Linked DNA regions of Homo sapiens: region 1 is linked to region 2. The links are chromatin loops, found by intact Hi-C in ENCODE. Cell type or tissue: Calu3. All regions are shown on one strand. Links, peaks and the distances in the headings refer to the core of each region. The heading gives the core; the rest is flanking DNA. Region 1 has its middle 500 kb from the start of DIAPH2. Region 2 has its middle 700 kb from the start of MIR548M.

Region 1 (12,638 bases), core at 2,360-10,359, 420 kb before region 2:
TTTATTGATTTGCATATATCGAACCAGCCTTGTATCCCGGGGATGAAGCCCATTTGATCATGGTGGATAAGCTTTTTGATGTGCTGCTGGATTCGGTTTGCCAGTATTTTATTGAGGATTTTTGCATCAATGTTCATCAAGGATATTGGTCTAAAATTCTCTTTTTTGGTTGTGTCTCTGCCAGGCTTTGGTATCAGGATGATGCTTGCCTCATAAAATGAGTTAGGGAGGATTCCCTCTTTTTCTATTGATTGGAATAGTTTCAGAAGGAACGGTACCAGTTCCTCCTTGTACCTCTGGTAGAATTCTGCTGTGAATCCATCTGGTCCTGGACTCTTTTTGGTTGGTAAGCTATTGATTATTGCCACAATTTCAGATCCTGTTATTGGTCTATTCAGAGATTCAACTTCTTCCTGGTTTAGTCTTGGGAGGGTGTATGTGTCGAGGAATTTATCCATTTCTTCTAGATTTTCTAGTTTATTTGCGTAGAGGTGTTTGTAGTATTCTCTGATGGTAGTTTGTATTTCTGTGGGATCGGTGGTGATATCCCCTTTATCATTTTTTATTGCATCTATTTGATTCTTCTCTCTTTTCTTCTTTATTAGTCTTGCTAGTGGTCTATCAATTTTGTTGATCCTTTCAAAAAACCAGCTCCTGGATTCATTAATTTTTTGAATGTTTTTTTGTGTCTCTATTTCCTTCAGTTCTGCTCTGATTTTAGTTATTTCTTGCCTTCTGCTAGCTTTTGAATGTGTTTGCTCTTGCTTTTCTAGTTCTTTTAATTGTGATGTTAGGGTGTCAATTTTGGATCTTTCCTGCTTTCTGTTGTGGGCATTTAGTGCTATAAATTTCCCTCTACACACTGCTTTGAATGTGTCCCAGAGATTCTGGTATGTTGTGTCTTTGTTCTCATTGGTTTCAAAGAACATCTTTATTTCTGCCTTCATTTCCTTATGTACCCAGTAGTCATTCAGGAGCAGGTTGTTGAGTTTCCATGTAGTTGAGCGGTTTTGAGTGAGATTCTTAATCCTGAGTTCTAGTTTGATTGCACTGTGGTCTGAGAGACAGTTTGTTATAATTTCTGTTCTTTTACATTTGCTGAGGAGAGCTTTACTTCCAAGTATGTGGTCAATTTTGGAATAGGTGTGGTGTGGTGCTGAAAACAATGTATATTCTGTTGATTTGGGGTGTAGAGTTCTGTAGATGTCTATTAGGTCCGCTTGGTGCAGAGCTGAGTTCAATTCCTGGGTATCCTTGTGAACTTTCTGTCTCGTTGATCTGTCTAATGTTGACAGTGGGGTGTTAAAGTTTTTAACTTTAATGTAAGAGAGTACATTATGGTTTTTAGAGAACACAGACTGGAGGTTGGGAGATTAGTTAAGAGGCTACTGTAATAAATCATGCTTGAATTGATAAGAATTTGAAAAAGGATAGTGGTAGTGAAATGGGGAGGAAGTAATGAGTGTCAAAACCAAACCAAAAGAATTGATGGTAGTTGGTCATTGATTAGTTATGAGCCTCAAATAGTTTCCAAGTCTTGGGGCACAGATGAATGAAATGGGCACGTTATAAGGGGCATTTGGTTTTGGAAGGAAAAACACATTCCATTTTTAACACAAAGCGTGTTCGAGGTAGTTAAAGATAATCTGGGTAGAAAGGACATCTGGAAATTACAAACTAGACCTGACTAATGGAGAGATTAAAGCTTTGAGTCTTCCCAAAAGTGGTAACAGTTAAAGCCATGAAAATAGGTGAATTGTAAAAGGTGTAGATGTGTAAAGAAAGTGGAAGACTAAAGAGATATCTCTTGCTGTTCATAATTAGGAGGCAGGAGGAGAAGGGTTGTTAAGGGGGAAAGGAAGGAGTCAGCATCGATACATTAGGAATTTTACATTTGTTTCAGCTTATGGTCTGTGAAAAAGACTTGATGAGCATTTATTCTTTTCAGTGTCATGACTCTATGAGTCTATCACACTGCCTAACTTTAGTTATTATTTTATGGCCAAGTAAATGTGACATTGTCAGGATGTTAACATTTCTCTGGTCATCTTCAGTGATGCATATGCCCATCATTTGTTAATATTTGTTATACCGCAGTTTGCTTTGAGAGTGTACAAAAGAGTAAGAAGAACATCCTGTCTAAAGGAGGTAATTTGTTACCTAAAAGTCAAAAGAAAGTATGCTGGGCATGTGGTAGATACTTAAAAAATAAAATACAAAGTTGATTGGGTAATGTGCATGCTTTGAGTATGTTATGATATAGTTCAGATGTCAAAGAATGAATATACTTTCTTGTTAGAAGATATAGGCTCATGTTTTCTAACCCATTATGGCAGAGCATTCCATAGGAAGTTTGTTTTGAAACTGCTATCACACATTTAGGGGCTGGAATTCACAGAATCTCATTCTATCACTATCCATGACATCTGATGAGGTAACATTTTTTTTCAAGGGGATCATTGATCCTGTAGACATTTTTGCATGATAACTGGAAAATACTGGTCATGACAGAAAATAAGTCAGACTCAAAACTATAAGTTTTCATTTATAATTTGAGCTATGTCTATTGCCCAGAGGAACGAGTAAGTTACATGAAGCCCTTTCTGTGATGAGAATAGATCAAGTGCTTTAATAATACTTTGCAAATCTTAAAAAGAGCTCCTGACATCAGTACATCAACTTTGGAATCTCTATGAAGCAACAAATTAATGCCTGCCAAATCAATGCCAGTCTTTTATCTCAAAGCTAAAATTAACAAAGTCTTACCAATCCTTTAACATGTCACAAAAATGAAAGCCCTAATATGTGCCTTCATTAATGCTCAGTGTATGTTATTAGCACAACAGATCATGGTCTACCAATTACCTTTGGAAATAAAGAAAACTTCTCTTTTCATTAGCCTCTTTATAAAATGTCTTTAATAGTTCTGTGCTTTGTGAAGACTGACTTTCAGTGTTAGAAAAAAATAGTATGCTGAAATTTTAGAAATAGATTCTTCCTTTAAGGAACAAGAAGCCTTTAAGAATTCATAGCAACTTGGAAAAAGCTACTGGGCAGTACACAAGGAAAGGTCTCAATTATTTTTAAGTCACATGAAGAAATGTATTGTTAAGTTGTAAGCAAAACCATCAGCAGTCTCATGATGCCTGAATACAATGAGCATCCACTTGAATTAATATTTTAATTTGCCTTGTTCTTATTAAAGCACACATGGCAGGTTTCAATCTTGGCTGTGAAATGCTCTGATTTTAATTTTGGTAAAATCCATAGCAGTCATTTTATGTTGTATTCGATGGGAGGCTAATTTTCAACATTCCATTAACAAGGTCTCTTGAATGAGTATGAGGTTTTAAAATTAAATTTGCATATCTACCATGCAGTGATTCAACAGCCAGTCTCATTGCTTCTTTGTTACTGTGAAACATGATGCAGATTAGTAAAAGCATTGGGTTCTACACCTTTCCCATTTCTCCACTGATAGATATGTTTGGATAGAACTCTTATTATGCTGATTTCCTCATGTTATCTTTGGTTGCCTGGGATCGTGGAACAAGAGAATTCACACATTTTGGAAAATAATAGAATGATTCTCAGAAAGGCAATCACAGGAACACATTCAGCTGTGAAATTTTTCTTGAGTTGTACAAATACTTCTATGTTTGTCCAGCATCAGGACCTCTGAAAGGAAGAAGAATGAAAGATGTCTATTTAATGATAATATATACTTCCTGCTATTTGGGCAATACTGTCTTATATTTGGAGGATATAAGAGAAAATTCAAGACACTAACAAAAGGACTAGAGAAATATGGGTAGAGCAGGCTGATGAGGAGAAACTAGAATAAAGGAGGATATTGCATTTGCCTTAGGGTGGATGGATTAGGGTTTAGATTAGAGCCTTGTCTGTGAAAATGTAAAACCAGTGGTAGGTCTAGGAAATTCATAGAGGTAATATAGGGGTTTCAAAAATGATTCCCAGACCACTAGGCAGTATCAGTAATAATGCTGACAGTGATGAGGAATTTGGGGATGTTCTGGAAACATTCTGATGAGTCTAATTTTCAGTCATAGAAAATAATTCAATTGAAAAGATTTTATGGACAATCGGAATCAAAGGAATAAAAATGAATGAGGAAGGTGGATGCAGATTCCCTGTGTCCAGGTGAAACAAAGGTATGGAAATAGAATCGTAGTCTGTTGAAGTGAATGTGAAAAGACTAGATCAACATCACCTCTTAAACATTTTGAGGAGCTTGGGGAAATAGTCTGAGAGGGAGCATTCCTAGTTCTTGGGCATGCTACTTTTGGGTTTCTTATAGTGCCATCTGCTGTCCACAAAGAGCTGCATGCTGTGGTAACTATTGTTTTGATTACTGTACTTTATTGATATGTAGTGAGTTAAATGAAATAATGGAGTGCATTCATTCACGAGCAACTAGGATGAAAGTGTGTTATTATTATAAAAGGCTTGAAGGTACTCCGAAGTCCCTGGCCACTTATGTAGTTAATTCAAGCAACATGACTCTTATTTTGCTAACCCATCACTCTCTCTGACAAAAAATCATTGGAATAAAAGTCTATCTTTCCAGGCACTGAAAATGAACAAGACAGTTGTTGTAATGGCTCCAGTAATAGCAGTGGCCTATAGGATTTAAGCACTCCTTCTCCAGTGAATAACAAGGGACTAAATTAATGAAACTGATGTGGCTTGTACATTTATATGTTTGTGTGTATATCACCTCATTTCTGTCTGTAGAAAGAGAAACACTACAAATTATTCCTTGAATTATTGATGCAAATTTTGTAAGTCACCTCATTTTGCTATTAACACAAATAGAACTACTGTACAATAATGCATTCCGGAGAGTCATGCCCTTTAGGAACAGAATGGGTAGGCGGGTTAATTTGTATTTTAAATGAACGACTTGTGGGGAAATAAAACTTCTGTAGATTTTTCCTGCAAAAATCTCTAGCCTTCTAGGATAAAGACATGTATACAATCTAAATATAGGGGATATTTGCTTTCATTTCCGCTAGGAACATTTTACTATTTACATACAATGAAAATTCAATCTGTCACCACTTTTCTAGTTAATTGCTGTGACCCAAGAGGGACAAATAGTTACCACTCAAACTAAGTCCATAGGTTAAGATCCAAGGTGCCAGGAAGCCTGGAGCTTTATCTCCCTAGGCACTTACCAGACCTTGGAGACATCTTTAGAGCTTAGAAGCTGGAGACATCTGAGTTAATCTAACTCTTAGAGAGACATACTTACATTTCAAAAGGTTAGGATGATAATCTAGGATCATTTCCATTCCATCTCAAAGAAGCAAAAGTTTTTTCCCCTGCCATTGGCATCTTTCTTCTGTACATAATGGGAGAAAATTCATTGTTCTACAACATTCATTCATGAAATGCCCATTACTTGAGCAGGGAATTTGGCATAGCTCTCATTGTATTACCTCAAGGATGAGGTTGGGGATAACCACAAGGAGGAATGTGCTTATTATTTAAAGAAAGGTGATTAATTAGAAATTTGTCTTTGATCTAGAATACCTCATGTAAGCACTAGTAAAGATTACAAACCCAACAAACTGTGTGGTCAAGTTGATTTTCATGAAAAGAACACCTCAGTGATATTCATTTGAAAATTGCCAGATTTATTATGAGGCACTGTCTTAGGCATTATAGTATCCTATATAATTGTAGTGGTTTGTGCATAGCTCCTATCATGACAGAAATGGGTGGAGCTTAATATGTACCACAGAAAGACAGGCTTGTGCTTCTGCCTTCTGCCACATGGGGACACTGCATTCCTTCCTTCTGGAAGATGCGGCCCTCACCAGGCAGCCAATCCTGTTGGTGCCTTGATCTCTGACTTCCCAGTCTTCAAAAAATAAATTTCTGTTCTTTATAAATTACCTAGTCTGCAATATTTTGTTATAACAGCATACAACAGACCAAGACAGAAATAGGTGTCAGACTTGCATCATGGGGAAGGATCTTCCTGCTGTGTCTTCCTGTTTCGGCTTTTTCCTTCACAGACATTCCTCCAAATGCATCTCTGGCATGTAAAATTAGATCTTGCTTTCTGCTTTTCAGAGGATCCAAAGTGACACAGACATGAATGTAGAAGCATGAAATCTAAGTTGCCATTAGAAGCCTTCATATAACCCAAAAGAACTAGCTATAGGTTGATGCTGACATATTGGGCAATAATAGAACAATGGAAAGATCTGGTTTCTAGTCGATGTCAGTGTCTGAGTCTATTTGGGTTGCTCCAGAAAAATATCATAAACTGGACAGTTTATAAACAATAGAAATTTGTTTTTCAGAGTTTTAGAGGCTGGGATGCTCCAAGATCAAGATGCCAGGTGATTTGGTATCTGGTGAGGGTCTGCTTTCTGGTTCATAGACGGCATCTTCTCCTGTGTCTTCACATGGTGGAAAGGGCGAGCTAGCTCTCTGGGGTCTCTTTCATAAGAGCACTAATCTCCATTCATGAGATCTCCACCCTCATGACCTAATCACATCTTAAAGGCTCCACCTCCTAATCCCATCACTTTGGGGGTTAGGTTTTCAACATAGGAATTTTGCGGGGACATATGCAGGAATTTTTTGCTCTTTAGCTGAGCTAATCTGGGTTCTTGTCTCACAGCCAGGGAGAATTAGGCACACGGACACATTGAAGGGTTAGGAGGATGGAATTCACTAAGCAAAAGGAAAGCTCTCAGCAAGGAGAGGGGTCCTGTAAGCAGCTTTTCCCCTCAAAAATTGAATACCAGGGCCACTCCACATGAGCTGAAGAGGCCAGGCCCCTCCCCTGCATAAGGCATGAATTCTTGCTGGCTGAACCCCATTCCTGCAGTGGGCACACGGGCATGCCCAGGCAAGCTATAGGTACTATCAGAAAGGGCAACATTCAATTGGTTAAAAGCATTATTCAGAAAGAATCAATCAGGAAAGGGAGGGCAAACAGGGGCAGAAGTTCACTTTCTGGGTCTTGTGTTTCATCCGTACCAGCAGTCCGGTCTTTCAGCCTTCAGGCTGTTTTAGGCTTGAAGGTGAGATTTCACTGGGGACCCTTCCCTAGATAGGCATTTGTCTGCTTCCTGCCTCTATCAGACACACATCAATTCATTCAAGTCAGTAAAAGTCTGAATCAACTACTCTAAACTTGTCTTATTTCTGAACTGTTATATGAATTCACTTGTGTCCTTATTGGTTAAGTGAATTTAAATAATATTCTTTACTACTTGCAGCCAAAATAATCTTAATCCATATAAACAACTGAATAGAGAAGTGTGTAGAGTGCTTAGCATAGTGTATAAACATACCAATTGAGGACATTTTTGTGTGGTTAAAAGAATGAACTCTAGAACCAGGCTGCTTGGTTTCAAATTTCAGATCTACCACTTACTAGGTATATTAATTTGGGCAAGTATTTTTAAAAATAGAGCTAATAATATCGTTTATCTCAGAGGGTCATTAGAAGGATTAAATTAATTACATGTAAAATACTTTTAACTATTCCAAGCACATAAGTGTTATATAAATGTTTATTATTAGTAGTAGTAGTAAGTGCTCAATTAACATGATCATTATTATAATGAATATATTACATGATCATTATTATTATGAATATAGATGACTATATATTTTCATGATCATTATTATTATGAATACAGATGACTAAGTTCTGTGAAAATTATATTTGAAAGAGATAATGGTTAAGTTTGTGGGCTGGTCAGCAAAAGTGAAATTGTAATGTTCACTGCACAATTAAAATAGATATTTACATATAGATATTAATTGGTGTGAACAAAACAGGAAGTGTCAGAAATAAAGTAATAAAATTGTTTCCATTTAGATGGTAGATCTTTCCTATCACATAAAATCAAGCGGATAATTTAAATCTCCAGAATTTTAGTTAGGCTTTTATTCAAACTGGATGATTCTGTCTAGTAATAGCAGATCCATATGAGCCACATTTTCTCTAGTCTAGGTATGTTTCATATTTTCTGTCTGAATCATAACAAAAATGGATTGGTAGTTGTCTCTCCTCACTGGAAAGATGTTGTTCAATAGTGGAGATGGAGAGCACTGTAGCCACTTCTTATTTAGCTTGAATAGAATCGGCTATTTCTAGAACTGTTGGTAGCTCTAAGTTGTCAGTAAAAGTGCTGATAATTTCTTCCTTTTAATTTTAGATAAATAATTTTCATGGTTATTCTTTATTATAATACTGAATTTTGTAATCTTGCTACCTTCCTACCACTAGACAATGCAACTACTATGGCCACATACGTATAACAGTATCAATTATTTTATTGTGACTGAATCCTATAATTCAGTACAAAATAGATAAACTTATGTACGTGAAGTCCAAAGTTAAGATATTTTGCTGAGTTTCTATATAGTCTACAGATTTTCTCCTTCTTTCAGGTAATGTTTAGTACATTACTGGGACATAATCACGAATGGTGCAAAGATATAGAATTATGCCTAGGAAGATATATAAAAAAACTTGTCCTTTGCAGCAACATAGATGGAACCGGAAGCCATTATCTTAAGTGAAACAAGTCAGACACAGAAAGACAAATAACAACATGTTCTCACTTGTAAATAGGAGCTAAATAATGTGTACACCTGAACACAGAGAATAGAATGATAGACAGTAGAACCTTGGAAGGTTGAGGAGGTGGGAGTGTGGTGGATGATGAGAAATTACTCAATGAGTACCAAAGGAAAATAGAATATTTTACCCCCAAATATATATTTTTGGCATATTTTGAAATGGCTGCCACAGAGCCAGCAAAAGAAGTGCACTTGCTAAGTTGTCTTTTGTGGAGAAAGAATTGCATCACTAGAGAACCTTCAATAATGCAGCAGCGCTCACCCCTACTTTCTATACTTTTCTGGGATCCAGGAGAAATTGAGAATCTGTCACCTTTAAAAGCCTGGAAATAAACATTTACCATCTATTCTCTCTGAGGGAGACTTCATCTACATAACAAGGCCAACTTTTGGTAGTCAAGCTCCTTCTTTCCTCTCTCTCACAAGTGGTGTTGCTACTAAACCTGACTTATCAACATAACCAATTTTTGAGCATGCTCTGAGTCTGCATTCTTTACTATGGCCTCAGAATAGTATATGAGCTTCTGTATCTTACTGTTGGATGGGTCTTCATTATGAAGGCTCCTATATATACACGTCAAATTAATTTGTATGTCTTTTCTCCTATTAATCAATCTGCCTTATGTCAGTAATATTTCAGCAAACTTTTGAGGGGTCAAGAGCCTATGGCCCCTCAACAGTACAATGTAGATTAATTGCATGACGGATGCCCTAAAAGGCATGACTTCATCACTACACAATCTATGCATGTAACAAAGTTATACTTGTACCCCATAAATATTACAAATAAAAGGTAATTTAATATTAGTAAAATAAATGCATTCAAGCCAGTGCACAATAGTAAAGAATTTGTAAATTATTAACACTTAATTTCTCTATATTTGTCTTAATCAGCAAAAGGGTGTTTAGCCAAGAAGGTATCTGGGAAGCCAAAATATGTATCAGTAATGCCCATGTACTTTTTTTTTTTTTGAGATGGAGTCTCACTCTGTCACCCAAGCTGGAGTGCAGTGGTGCAATCTCGGCTCACTGCAACTTCTGCCTCTCGGGTTCAAGCAATTCTTCTGCCTCAGCCTCCCGAGTAGCTGGGACTACAGGCATGTGCCACCATGCCTGGCTAATTTTTGTATTTTTTAGTAGAGACAGGGTTTCACCGTATTGGCCAGGCTGGTCTCGAACTCCTGACCTCGTGATCCGCCTGTCTCGGCTTCCCAAAGTGCTGGGATTACAGGCATGAGCCACCACGCCCAGCCGCCCATGTACTTTATTTAGAGGAAAATAAAAGTAGGTACTCTATCATCGCCATTTTTTTTAAGTTCAACTTTTATTTTAGATACAGGGGATACATATGCAGGTTTGTTACATGGGTATATTGCATCATGCTGGAGTTTGGAGTACAAATCCTGTCAGTCAGGTAGTGAGTATAGTACCCAATAGGTAGCGTTTCAACCCATGCCTCTCTCCTTCCCTCCCTGCTCTAGTAGTCCTCAGTATCTATTCCCATGTTTATGTCTATGTGTGCTCAATGTTTAGCTCCTATTTATAAGTTAACTTTAACCATTATTTTTAACTTTAATTTAAATAACTTCAAACTTACAGAAACATTGTAGTAGTAATATAGAGAACTTCCATTATCCTTTATGCATATTCACAAGTTAACATTTTGCCACATGTCCTTTATCATTATTATTCTCAAATAATAGGCACAATCCTATTATCTAGCATATAGTATATATTCACTTTTTTCCGATTATCCCAATAATGTCCCAGTAATATTTTTTCTAGCGATGCAGGATCACACATAGCATTCAGTTGGCATGTGACTTTAGTCTCCTTTAATTAGAATGTTATTTCAGCCAATCTTTTTCTTTTATGATATTGATATTATTGAGAATTGTAGTCCATGTATTTTGTAGAATGTCCATCAATTTGTATTTGTCTGAGGTTTCCTCATGATTATATTTAGGTTGTGTGTTTTTTGCAGGAATATTGAAGAGGAGATGAGTACTTTAATGTGTCTGATTATCAGTGATATTAATTTTGATCAGTTTTTAAGATAATGTCTGCAAATTTTCTCCACTGTAAAGTTACCATTTCTCTCTGTAGTCAATACATAATTTGTGGAGAAATGCAGTAAATATAGTATATTGTTCCTCATATATCACCCAATAATTTTAGTGCCCATTGATGATTCTTAAAATAAATTATTAATATGATGGTTACAAAGTGGTGATTTTCTAACTCTGTCATTTTTATCATCACTTTGTTTTTATACAAAAAGCATTCAAGCATACTTGGCTACATGCCATTCTAGTTCATGGTAGATAATACACGATTTAGAAAGGGTGTTCAGAAAAAAAAGAAAGACACACTGACAGCAGAGGTGACAGGTTACAGTGGAATAGAAGAGAGAAAAAAAGTGGCAAAATCTAAGAATTTACAAAGCAGAGCAGTATATGTTTGTCTCTGAGCTGAACACTTTAGGTCATAATTTATATCCTATCTTTAGCCACAGAAACCATAAAAAGTCCCCACTGCAGCTGCAAATGGTTGGCTTAGGAAATCACTGTAGCCTTGGTTTTCATTTACATTGAATGTTTACCCCACAGTTTCCTTCGTTTTGATTTTACGCCCAGAATTTCTCTCTGTTTGGATTTGGAGGTTTTGCATGACATATTGATTTAGCTTGTTTCCAAGATATTTTAAAAATTTTCACCATAGGCTCCAGCCACTGTGTCCCTTGGGTAAGTAATGCCCACCTCTGGGCTTGGGATACTAGCTTCCAGACTAAGCCTCTGTTGCCCTCGTTTCGGATTCTTTGAAAGTTGGGATAGAACACTCTGATGGCACTCATTGAGAGGTCATATAAACTTACGCGCGTTAGTAACCTTTAAGGTCACCTAGATGTCATTTATTACAGACACGTATGGTAATTAACAAATTAAGAATTAATAATACAGTAATTAATATATGATCACTAATGATAATGAGTAGTGGATTGATTAACATAAACTGACTCAGGCATTGGGAAAATGTAAATTTATGTGCAATGTCGTTATTTAATAGACAAGAAAAAAGTGCAATGTGCACATGAATAAAAATGGAATTATTTTTTATACTTGTACACTTAGTTGAATGAACACCTTTTATAATTTTTAATGTCTGCATAGTATTTATCAAATAAATCAATAATTTATTTAGCCAATAAAATATGGTTATAATTTTTCATAATTTCAAGTAATGTTGGGAAGAACTATATGTAAATAAATATATTTACAAATAAATAAGGTTATGTCCTTGAAACTCATAAAAGAGGAATGGTAGAATAAAAGGGAATGGAGAATTTCAAGAATTTTGGTTTTCATTGCCAAAATATCCTCCAGAAAGCTGCAGTCATAGTATTACTGAAACCACCTTTGTAAAAATTATATCAGTGAGAAAATTATGGCGGTGAAGGAGACCTGATCTTGCCAACTCCTTCTTGCCTTTGGCCTTCAAGCTGTCCTTAATTACTGCTCAATCTAGGTCAAGCTAACTTTGGGAGACAATTAATTTATAGTTTCAATGATAACAGCCTTTCCCCCAAAACTCAACCACTGGACCCAAGGACCTATGGCTCCAGCTGGACCAGCCAGCCACTCCTGGGGTCCCACCCAGAAGCACAGGAGGACCATTTCAACACCCTTATGACTGCATCCCCAACCAATCGGCAGCATGCACCCATTGCCTAACCACCCCACCTCTTCCCCCAAACTACCCTTGGAAAACCCTAGCCCCCAAATGCTCAGAGAGATTGATTTGAGTTATAACTTCGTCTCCCATGTGGCTTGGTTGGCCTAATGTCAATTAATCTTTCTTTACTGCAATGCCATGGTCTCTGCAAACTGATTTTGTTTGTGCAGTGGGCAGGAAGAATCCGCTGGGTGGTTACACTACCATCTGTGTACCCTCAGCACACTGAATGTTAACATGATTTTTATTTGTAATTTAATAATCAAGAT
Region 2 (12,638 bases), core at 1,615-9,614:
CTGTAGATGTCTATTAGGTCTGCTTGTTGCAGAGCTGAGTTCAGGTCCTGGATATCCTTGTTAACCTTCTGTATTGTTGATCTGTCTAATATTGACAGTGGGTTGTTAAAGTCTCCCATTATTATTGTGTGGGAGTCTAAGTCTCTTTGTAGGTCTCTAAGGACTTGCTTTATGAATCTGGGTGCTCCTGTATTGGGTGCATATATATTTAGGATCGTTAGCTCTTCTTGTTGAATTGATCCCTTTACCATTATGTAATGGCCTTCTTTGTCTCTTGATCTTTGTTGGTTGAAAGTCTGTTTTATCAGCGACTAGGATTGCAACCCCTGCTTTTTTTTTTTTTTTTTTTTTTTTGCTTTCCTTTTGCTTGGTAGATCTTCCTCCATCCCTTTATTTTGAGCCTATGTGTGTCTGTTCTTTCCTTGAACCTTATGAACCAATTTCTCTTAGCTTCCAACTTTTCATGTGAAGCTTCTTCACCTCTCTCGGCCTTCACAGAATTGAAGAGAGATAGGGCCTTGCTCTGGATTAGGCTTTGGCTTAAGGGAGTGTTGTGGCTGGTTTGATCTTCTAGCCAGACCAATACAACTTTCTCCATAATAGCAATCAGAGTGTTTCACCTTTTTGTCATTCATGTGTTCACTACAGGAGTACCTTTAATTTCCTTCAAGAACTCTTCCTTTGCATTGACAAGTTAGCTAAGGGTTTGGGGTAGGATGCCTAACTTTCCACCTATCTCAGCTTCCAACATGCCTTCTTCACTAAGCTTAATCATTTCTAGCTTTTTGTTTGTTTGTTTTGAGACGGAGTCTTGCTCTGTCGCCCATGCTGGAGTGCAGTGGCGCGATCTAGGCTCACTGCAACCTCCGCCTCCCGGGTTCACGCCATTCTCCTGCCTCAGCCTTCTGAGTAGCGGGGACTACAGGCGCCCGCCACCACGCCTGGCTAATTTTTTGTATTTTTAGTAGAGCCGGGGTTTCACCGTGTTAGCCAGGATGGTCTCGATCTCCTGACCTCGTGATCCACCTCGGCCTCCAAAAGTGCTGGGATTACAGGCGTGAGCCACCGCGCCTGGCCCAATCATTTCTAGCTTTTGATTTCAAGTGAGAGACATGCTACTTTTCCTTTCACGTGAACGCTAGGAGGCCATTGTAGGGTTATTAGTTGGTTTAATTTCAATATTGTTAAGTCTTAAGAACTAGGAAAGCCCAAGGAGAGGGAGAGAGATGGGGGAAGGGCTAATCAGTGGAGCAGTCAGTATACACACAACATTTATTAAGTTCATTGTCTTAAATGGGTGCCATTTGTGGCATTTCAAAACAACTACAAGAGTAACATCAAATATCACTGATCATAGGTCATCATAAGAGATATAATAGTAATGCAAATGCCTGAAATATTGGGAGAATTACAAAAATGTAACACAGAGACATGAAGTGAGCACATGCTGTTGGAAATATAGATTTGCTTGATGTGGGGTTATCACAAACTTTCAACTGTTTTTAAAAAAGCAGTATCTGTGAAGCATAATAAAGCAAAGCGCAATAAAATTAAGTAAGCCTGTATATTATGGTGGTCAAGTGCTTTAATAAGAAATATTATGTTCTTAATATTGTGAGATCACAGTAATCTATAGTGTGTAGGTACTCAGCTTTGAGTTGTTTTGTCAGAAGCAGGATGACGCTGTATGCAAAATCATTTTCATTGCTTGTGTCTTATGACCTGTGGAACATAGTTACAAGCCAGACAACTAATTAGGGGCACATTCTGTAATTAGAATATGAAATGAAACTGACTGACCCATATGAGAATTTGCCCCATGATGTAAATCTTCTTATTACGATACTCTAACCAGTGGGACAAATAATTTCTAACTTGAAGTAGAAATAGAGTAGGTGTTGTCTAAATTGCCCACAATTACTAACTACTGCTATGATTGCAATTCTGCAATTCTGGTTCTAATGAGTGAAAAAAAAAAGAATTAAATATTATAGGAAGGGCAAAAAAGTTCTTCCTTAAAGTAAAATGAAAGGTAAAACAACATCATGAAACCCTTTATTTTTATGGTACTCAAGAAATTATTTGAAATGAAAATCATTAAGTTGCCTGAAAATGGATCTTAACTGTTTATAAATGCAAACTATTGGGACAGTTGCCTTGACTTGACTGGAATAGCATTAGGTTAAATGTATCTTCCAGCCATTACACTGCAGCAGAAATTCTATGGTTTTGTAATCACTGCTGCCGTTCCCTCTCAAAGACCACCAACATTTGGTAATAGCATGTTTTCCACAGTAAAAGGATGTATGGATTTTCTCCTTTATTTAACTCAGTCTTAAAGGGATTTAAATGGTAATTTCAACTAATAAGTTGTTACAACACATTTTATATCACCAGTCACATTTGTGTGCCATTTAAATTTGTGATGAAAAGATCTGCATATAACTTGGATTTGGCTGAAAGGCGGTATGCTTATCACGACCACTTAGGTTTGATAACATGCCTTTGATGGCTCAATCTCACAAGAATAATTTTCCATGAGATTTCCAGATTGTACAGCTGTGCACTTAGTTGTATATCCTCTAGAAACTGCCTGTGTTGTGAAATTGATCTTGGTTTTACCTGGCATAAACATCATAAACATACAGTTTTTAGTACTGTGTTTTTGGTCACCACCTCTGATATGGACACATCCTTCCGTCTCTACCTAATACTAACAGTTAACGGGTTATTAGTTAATTAGTTAATAGATTATGATTTCTTGGGCAAGTTCATTTTTTTGTAAAAGACTTTTTATGTCACCATATTTATTTTAGAAATTAGTTGGAATCCTGGATATCAAAAATCAAGTGAGTTAATAGCAGTAGCAACCAAAAAGTTCCTAAAATGTTGCTATGTATACAGCACCATTGCCATTTACTGGCAATATAGAGAAATATGTATTTATGGGAGGAGATATACATACCAAAATGTGGATTAGTAAGGCATGTAGTGAATAGCATATAGAGGTTGGGGATTAAATTAGAACAAGTGCTTGACGGGCTCTTTCATGTTTATCTTGCTCTTAATTACACGTGTATATGCAATGCCATAAAAGCTATAGTTAATTGATTGAAATGTGGTATTGTTATTTATTATTGTTATTTCAGACAGTACTTTTTAGGTGAGAATTATTATTTCAGGCACATTTCTCTTTACATGACTACCATCAATGTATGAAAAGTGCCCACTTATTTATTTTGCGTTGTTTGCCTCCTGGTAGGAGCAGGAAGGGAAAGGAGGAGAAATAAGCTATAACTGGTTGTTTTATTTCTCTTGAATTAGTACCTAGTAGCCATTACTGACACCTCCTTTCTCTTCTCAAAAGGTCCAATACATTTCTTGAATACATTTCTTGACCACTAGGAATATGTTTAAAAAAACAAACAAACAAACAAACAAAGTTCCACACTACCTCCCAGAACAAAATATGTACACAACAGTATTAAAACAATATACCTGCAAGTTCACAAAAAAAAAAGGAGTAAGATATTGAGATGGGGTGGATGTAGGTGTCTACATGAAACTTCTCTTACCACCCCCTACTACCCCTCCACATGTATTATGTCCTCTTTGTTTTCTTCCATCAGTATCTAAAATGCTGCTTTTCACGTTTTAATTCAAATACAGAAACCGACTGGGCATCAGCTTATTTTTTCCCAGCTTCTGTGGATCTTTAATGAAATATCACTACAACAAAAATGAATTCTGAAGTCCCCTTTTCATAATAGTGAGATTTTTACCTGTTCCCTAATGCATGTGATTGCAAGCTTCCTGACCTGTGATTTCAGAAAGCATCCTCCTTTTTGTTCCCAAAGCAACGTCCTAGCTACCAAGTGCGTTGAGTGTTCAACAAAAGGCCATACACTAGAGTACTGTATGTGCTGGGGCAGGGATGGAGAGTAGGCAGGTGCTCTGCTATATGTTTCAGTAATTAGAGAATTTCATCATTTGAATTTGACTGGGCTCTCTTTCATTCCTAACAACATGAGCCATTTCAGCTGTGCTATACCATTGCATTAAAAGGTCACATTTCCACTGTCAGAGCAAAAAGTGAAAAATTGAAGAATTCTATTATACAAATAATGCAGATTCTGTTTTTTTTTTTCATTTTTGCCTAATGTTACTCAGGTAATTATTCCATTGTGTTTTGACCTCAGAATGTAATTACTGACAAAGAAATAAAGATTAAATATATCTTTACAGTGTAAACAACTCTGTTGCCATCCTTTGTTACAGCCAGGTTTAAAACTTAAAATGAATCTATGAGATGGGGAAAAATTTAACATAAATACAAGCTGTTAAAATGGAATGCTGTTATGTTTAGTATACTGTTAGTATTTTGTAGAGTATAATGCTTAGGGAGCTGCATCTTACTTCTTCATTCATAGCCATCATGTTTCTACCAAAAAGAAGAGATATTGAACAACCCCTTTCTCTATCCCCTGCTGCTGACTGTGTAGTAGGCGATGGGACATTTCACTGATCGCTTCTGCATTTGTATTAGGATCTTCTTTTTCTTGTTTGATTTAAACCATAAAGAACTGTTGTTGCATGCTGATGAGACACTGGGTAAAGTCTCCAGTTAGGTTTTTCTTTTTTTCATTTAGCTAATTTGTTTCAGAAAGTTAGACACCTGTCTTGCTTTTAATCAGGATCCTCTAAGGTCAGTTAAAATCATTTTCCCATAGCTGTTTAAGATGTGCATGTGGCTGGCTGCCTGACCAGGTGAATAAGTAAACATTTCAGTCATTGCTCATGAGAATAAATCACCTTGCTTGGATGGGGCTTGGAGAGAAAAGTGAATCAAATGCCACAGAGTCTTAACTGTAGCTGTCTCCCTGCTTGGTGGAATGCCTCCATCCTTTGTGATGCAAATAGTAATTTATTTCTTCCCAACAGCAGGTCAGCCACAAGGATTTAGTTTCCTTCCAAGGTAGGGGAGCTGATTTAACCTGCCGCTATGCTTTTCTACAAGATTCTTATTTACAACAGTTTCTTAATGAGTTATGTCAGAGTAGCTGCTGGTATGATCCTTTTGATATCAGGGCCTGTGAAGCAGAATGGTTAATGATGAACGCCTTGCTAGTTTCAGTGAACATTACAGAGTGACTGACTACAGCACCATGGACTAGATGCCAAACTCATAATAAATGGAACAGTGCCACCTTTTGGCCATAAAGTAGGGACACAAACTAGGAAGGCTAGGATTCTGTAAGTCACACAGTTTATTTAAAACTATTTATGACGGATTTAGTGGTCATGCAATCCTCAAATAATAGCAACCAAATTCTATTTTTCTCTTTATTTTCTTCCTTTTTTCCCCCACTGTGGCAGTATCTATGCTTTGACTGTATGCATTTCATATAATAATGATGCTTTGGAGAGGCTAAATTTTGCTACATTCCAATTATGTTTTGCACAAGAATGAATTAAGCATGCATTATGCAGATAATATGAAGGATAACATGGTTACCATTGTACATATAGCAACTTCTTTTATACAGTGACAACTAGTTTGTGGAAACTTTTGGAAAGAATTTTGAAAGAAGGCAATTAATTGAGTATTGCAGTATTTGTTTATGATTGTGAATTGGACACTGATTTTAATTTAAAAAAATATTTTGGGTCTGCCTTTTTCTTTCCCTATGTATTGTTTCTCGTGAAGCAATAACACACCAATTAATTTGAGTATAGTTAATCAAAAACATTCACACATTGAAATTCATTTTTCTCTATCCATTTTTTAGGAACATTTTATTTTGTAGAGCAGTTTCAGGTTCACAAAAAAGTTGAGAGAAAGATACAGATTTCCCATATACTCCCTGCCTTCCACACGTGCATAGCCTCCTCTGTCATCAACATTCCCCACCAGAGTGGTTTGTTAAAATTGGTGAACCTACACTGACATATTGTAATCACTCAAAGTTCATATTTGACCTTAGGGTTCACTCTTGGTATTTATTATACATTTGAAGGGTTTGGATAAATGTACAATGTTATCTGTCTACCATTGTAGTATCCATACTCAATTTTTAGAAGAAAGAGGCAAGTTAGCAGACAGCTTTGTGATAGTAAGGGTTTAATCAAGAAAGAAAATCTCAGGGTATGTCATGACAGATATCAATAAGCAATCAGCCCAATTTCCTATACCATTTACAGTTTAGTCGAAGTCAAATGGTGATAGATGTCCAGAACATGAAAAACTTGTATTCTATAATTCTAAAAAAATTCTAAAATAAACAAAAATATGTTCACTGGCTACTTACTGCAAGACAAAAAGTTTTTTTGTGTTCAAAATTAGTGCATAGCTCACAATCCTAAAAGAATATTGCAACATTCATTTAAATTTTCTTTTTATAAAAAATTTCCCAAATATTTTCTCATATCAGTTGTCACTGCATAAAATAAACTTCCATGCATACTGAAACATTTTTAAAAGTTTTTGACATTTATTAAATGAGAAGTTTAATCTGCATCTTAATGGTAAATTATTGGAGACAGTTTCCCTCCAATCTTAAGTGGACATTTAGGCATTTCAGCAAAATTGGTAAAAGTTATTTTTGAACTATTGGACCTTTCCAACAGTGAAGGTTGATGCTTATTCGACTAGACATAGGACACCTTTTCAAAGTGAGAGAGGGTGAAAACTTGTTTCTGTGGGTGACTTAATGGCTCTTATTCAAATGCCACCCACACCTTAGGCCTTCTATTGGATTGATGTATTTAATCATAACCCTTGGGCTGGCTCCTGAGGCTTTTCCACCTAGCTTCTATATTTTGGTGTTATCATTCTAGACAAAGTTTTAAAATGAGTAGAATGTTTGCTTTTTTTTTTCAAATCATCAATACTATGTAATCCAGCATGTTTCCCATTGTGTCTTAGTAGCTAGAAAATGAAGAAAATGTCAGTCCCAAACAGTAGTAACTAATATATCTCAGGTACCCAAGAACATTAAGTTTCTCCAGATCTCTTTGATGATCCCTATTCTGTTTATCATATTAATTATCATGAATTGCATTACACTTTATTTTGATAGGTTTTAGTCACCTCAGGCTGCCGTAACAGACTGGGAGGCTTAAACAACAGAAATTTATTTCTCGTAGTTCTGGAGGCTGGAATGTCCAAGGTCAGGGTGCCAACAAAACAGATTACATCCTGAGGCCTCTTGGTTTGTAGGTTGTGTGCTCACATGACCCCTTTCTTTGTGCATGTGCAGAAACAGAGAGAAGACAGAGAGAGAGAGAGAGAGAGAGAGAAACAGAGTGAAAGAGCGAGTTCTGGTGTCTCTTCTTATAAGGGCACTAGGGGGCTCTACTGTCATGACCTCATCTCATCCTAATTACCTCTGGAAGGCCCCATCTCCAAATACCATCACACTGGGAGTTAGGGCTTCAACATATGAATTTTGGAGGGACACAATCATTCTATCAAAAACAGATAGTTTCTTCAAATCCTTTAGGAAATAAATAGGGCTCAACTATAAAACTCTAAAATATCACATGTGCAAGAGCTTGTGTTAGGCACTGAAGAAGATAGAAATATATTTAAAATAAGAATTCTACTTTTGAAGAGTTTTTACTTGTCATTAAAACAAATGCAAATACAGTCATACAGCCCATAATGTTTGGGTCAATGACAAATCACATATGTGATAGTGGTTCCTTAAGATTATAATGAAGCTGAAAAATTCCTGTTGCCTGGTGGCATTGTAGCTGTCAAAATGTCATAGTACAAAACATTGCCATGTACTTATGGTGATGTCAGTGTGAACAAACCTACTGTGCTGCTATTCATATAGAAGGACAGCACATACAATTATGTACAGTGTACAATACTTGATAATGATAATAAACGATTACATTACAGGTTAATGTATTTATTACTATTAATACTATACTATACTATACTATACCTTTATGATTAGAGTGTACTCCTTATTTAGAAAAGAGTTAACTGTAAAACAGCCCAGGCAGGTCCTTCAGGAGGTATTCCAGAAAAAAGACATTGTTATCATAGAAGGTGGAAGCTCCATGTGTATTATTGCCCCCAAAGGCCTTCCAGTGGGACAAGATGTGGAGGCAGAAGACAGTGTTATTGATGATCCTGACCCTGTGTAAGCCAGGCTAATGTGTGGGTTCATGTCTTCATTTTTAATAAAAAATTTAAAAAGTAAAAAAATAGACAATTAAAAATTAAAAATAGAAGAAAGCTTATCAGATAAGAATATAAAAAAGAAAATATTTTGTACAGCTTCACAATATGTTTGTGTTTTAAGCTACGTGTGATTACAAAAGAATCAAACAGTTAAAAATTTAAAGTTCATAAAGTACAAAAGTTAGAGTAAGCTGCTTATTTTGAAGAAAGAAAAATTTTTTTTAGTAAATCTAGTGTAGCCTAAGTGTACAGTATTAATAAAGTGTACAATAGTAAACAATAATATCCTAGGTGTGCACATTTACTCACCACTCACCCACTGACTCACCGAGAGCAACTTCCAGTTTTGAAAGTTACTCCATTCATGGTACGTGCACTATAAAGGTGTAATCTTTTATACTGTATTTTTACTGTACTTTTTCTACATTTAGGTATGTTTAGATACACAAATACTATTATGTTACAGTTGCCTACAGTATTCAAAACTGTAACCTGCTGTATAGGTTTGTAGTCTAGAAGCAATATTATATAGTTTAGGTGTGCAGTAGGTTAGACCATCTAGGTTTATGTAAGTGCATTCTATGATGTTTGCACAAAGACAAATTGGCAGACACATTTTTCAGAACGTATCCCCATTGTTAAGTGGTGCATGACTGTGAGTAGATTGCATTTTGCTTTGTAAATTGAACTTACTTTCCAAAATTAGTATTTATAAATCATATATCTATAGTATTAAAACCAACAAAACATATTTCAAATCAAATTTTTGTCTTTTACATGCATAAAATGTGTTTAATTTATTATGTTTAGATATATAAATATTTTTATTCTTGCAGGAAGCAATATATTTAGTTTTTCTTTTCCACTTTGATAGAAAATACTACAAACAAATTTCATTCATTATCTCAATGCAGTTGTAGCATATTATACTTGATACGCTTCATACATAGATGTAATATACTGTATGATATATCAAAGGTAATGTATTTTTTCTTCTGTCAGAATGTACCAAATGATGGAAATTAAGAAGATTAAATAGATACTTATCCTTAAGTCAACATATATATAATTAAATATAATATTCTACTTAAGAAAACTGTCAGGATTGAGAGGCCATACGATTTATATTTTCTTTCTTAAATGTCTTGAAAATTCTTGTGATTTTTCTGTGTGTTTTTCTTTTACTTTTTAAAGAACCTACTTCAAAGCCTTCTTAAAAGTCACCGTTACTGCCTTCTAATGTATTGTAAACAAAGAGAACGTCCTTTCTTCAAATATGCAGGGCTCCTAAGAGATGTCCACTGGCGTGTCAAACAAAAATCAAGAACTTGCTCTTTTATCAGCATTATCAAGCCCATCCAGTAGTGAAAGACTAGTGGCAAAGGCACATGATGGGCCAAAATTCAGATTTATTTTACCAAATTCACTCCTCTCATATTTCAAGGAACAAAATCATGCACCAGTAGAAACCAAATTTCCTTCTGCTTTTTATCTTATTTCCTCTTTTTGATTCATAGCTCCTGTCAGCTTTGGGTAGAGATTTGCTGAACCATAAAATATCTGCCTGCTACTGTGGTTCATTATATAGGTTCAGTGCATGGTCGGCAATCTACAAGGTCTTCCTGATTCCAAATAACTCCCTCGACTGGCCTGGACTAGTACCTGACTAAAAAACACCTTCCCCACCACTGCTCCATCGTGAAGTAGAATATATGACCAATAAAAAGTAAAATGTAATATTCTTTAATAGACATTAGTACATTGAATTTTTCAGATCATTTAAATTTAAGTTGTGAAAAGGCCTTAGATAACACAACAAAGAGAGAACTGAAGGGATAGCTTTCACTATTAGGGGATGACTCCTTTGACTACATGATGCATAAATGCTGACTCTGAGAAGGGACTGTGTTTTTTTTTTTTTTTTTTTTTTTGCACAGATTTGTAATTTATTCAAAGAAGAAAAAATAGAAAATAAAAAAATTTACATTGATTTAAAAGGATTACTCATGAAAATTATTGAAGAAGAGTTATTTTCCTCTTTTTTGTTTTTATTTTTATTTATTTATTCAAGCCGCACATAATTAAACACAGTTGGATTATTTCTATTTCTTGTCTTCTAAATATTAGTCTTTAATTTTTAATTTTGCCTATGGGGGGTGAGGTTATACCATTTATTTTAATGGACCTCAAATGACTAAAACTGACTTAATCATTAGTAGGATATGAAACACACTATTTGTCCTCTCCTGCAAAACCTCTGGGAAGATATTGTATGGGAGTTCTTTTAGAAGTCAAGATACAGGTGTGCATGCAGGCCTTGGGTGAAGCTGTACAGAAGTGAAGAGGGGAGAAGATTTTATTAAAGATTAATTAGGGTTTCTTCATAATTTTACCTAAAATCCAATCTGTTCTGTATCTCTCAGTAAATTGTTACTGAAGGACAGACTCTTGAAAAAGTATAATGCAGAACAGGAATAGCAAGAAACTAGGCATTATGGGAGCCCTATACTACATTCTCAAATGATGTAAAAATTGTCAGATTTATTCCCAGATTATACTAAGATGTGTGTGCTGAAAGAATTTGGTTAACTATTTATTTCTTCCAGTGTACATTTTTATTTATTTATTTATTTATTTTAATTCCAATAGGTTTTTGGGGAACAGGTTGTGTTTGGTTACATGGATATGTTCTTTAGTGGTGATTTCTGAGATTTTGGTACACCCATCCCATGAGCAACCTACACTGTACCCAATGTGTAGTCTTATATCCCTTGCTTCCCTCTCTCTCTTCCCTCAATGTCCCCAAAGTCCGTTGTATCATTCTTATGCCTTTGTGTCCTCATAGCTTATCTCCACTTATAAGTGAGAACATATGATGGTTGGTTTTCGATTCCTGATTTAATTCATCTAGAATAATGGTCTCCAGCTCCATCCAGGTTGCTGTGCCATTATTTTGTTCCTTTTTATGGTTGAGTAGTATTCCATGGTGTGTGTGTGTATATAACATTTTCATTTTCCACTTGTTGATTGTTGGGTGTTTGGGCTGGTTCCATATTTTTGCAATTGTGAATTGTGCTGCTATAAACGTGTGTGCAAGTGTCGTTTTCATATAATGACTTCTTTTCCTCTGGGTAGATCCCCAGTAGTGGGATTGCTGGATCAAATGGCAGATCTAATTTTAGTTCTTTAAGGAAACTCCACACTGTTTTCCATAGTGGTTGTACTAGTTTGCATTCCCACCAGAAGTGTAAAAGTGTTCCCTTTCACCACATCCATGCCAACATCTATTATTTTTTATTTTTTTCATTAAGGCCATTTTTGCACGAGTAAGGTGGTATCACATTTTGGTTTTGATTTGCATTTCCCTGATAATCAGTGACATTGAACATTTTTCATACGTTTGTTGGCCATTGCATATTTTCTTTTGAGAATTTTCTATTCATGTCCTTAGCCCACTTTTAGAACTGATAAATGAATTCAGTAAAGTTTCAGGACAAAAAATCAATGTACACAAATCAGTAGCACTGCTGTACACCCACAGTGACCAAAATGAGAATCGAATCAAAAACTCAACCCCTTTTACAACAGCTCAAAAAATACTTAGGAATATACCTAACCAAGGAGGTAAAAGACCTCTACAAGGAAAACTATAAAACCCTTCTGAAAGGAATCATAGATAACACAAAGAAATGAAAACACATCATATGCTCATAGATGGGTAGAATCAATATTGTGAAAATGATGATACTGCAAGAAGCAATCTACAAACTCAATGCAATTCCCATGAAAATACCATCATCATTCTTCATAGAATTAGTAAAAATAATACTAAAATTCATATGGAACCAAAAAACAGCCTGCATAGCCAAAGCAAGACTGAGCAAAAAGAACAAATCTGGAGGCACCACATTACCTGACTTCAAACTAGACTACAAGGATATAGTCACCAAAACAGCATAGCACTGGCATAAAAATAGGCACATAGACCAATGGAGCTGAGAATAGAAAACTCAGAAGTAAATCCAAATATTACAGCCAACTGATCTTCAAGAAAGCAAACAAAAATATAAAGTAGGAAAAGGACATTCTACTCGACAAATGATGCTGGGATAACTGGCAATCCATGTGTAGAAGAATGAAACTGGATCCTCATCTCTCACCCTATACAAAAATCAATTCAAGATGGATCAAAGACTTTAACCTAAGACCTAAAACCATAAAAATTCTAGAAGATAACATCAGGAAAACCCTTCTAGACATTGGCTTAGGCAAAGGCTTCGTGATCAAGAACCTAAAAGCAAATGTAACACAAAGATAAATAGATGGAACTTAATTATACTAAAAAAACTTCTGCACAGCAAAAGAAGTAATCAGCAGAATAAACGGACAACCCACAGAATGGGGGAAAATCTTTGCAAACTATTCATCCGATAAAGGACTA

The links. Hi-C counts contacts between places; a loop is a spot of excess contacts. Peaks named below come from ENCODE experiments on the same cell type or tissue, not always from the same donor. Only the 100,000 strongest peaks of a DNase experiment are listed, where the experiment ranks them.
Region 1: it touches region 2 in a loop (30-fold over the local background); 17 of 110 quality-filtered maps call a loop at or near these places.

What each region holds. Positions count from the first base shown.
Region 1 is chrX:96,175,731-96,188,368 of GRCh38, reverse strand. No RefSeq gene overlaps it. Among named protein-coding and RNA genes, the nearest start is that of DIAPH2, 500 kb to the left of the region's middle. In Calu3, for the core only: no CTCF peak of the experiment used is centred there; a DNase peak (open chromatin) is centred at 5,808.
Region 2 is chrX:95,757,629-95,770,266 of GRCh38, reverse strand. No RefSeq gene overlaps it. Among named protein-coding and RNA genes, the nearest start is that of MIR548M, 700 kb to the right of the region's middle. In Calu3, for the core only: no CTCF peak of the experiment used is centred there; no DNase peak of the experiment used is centred there.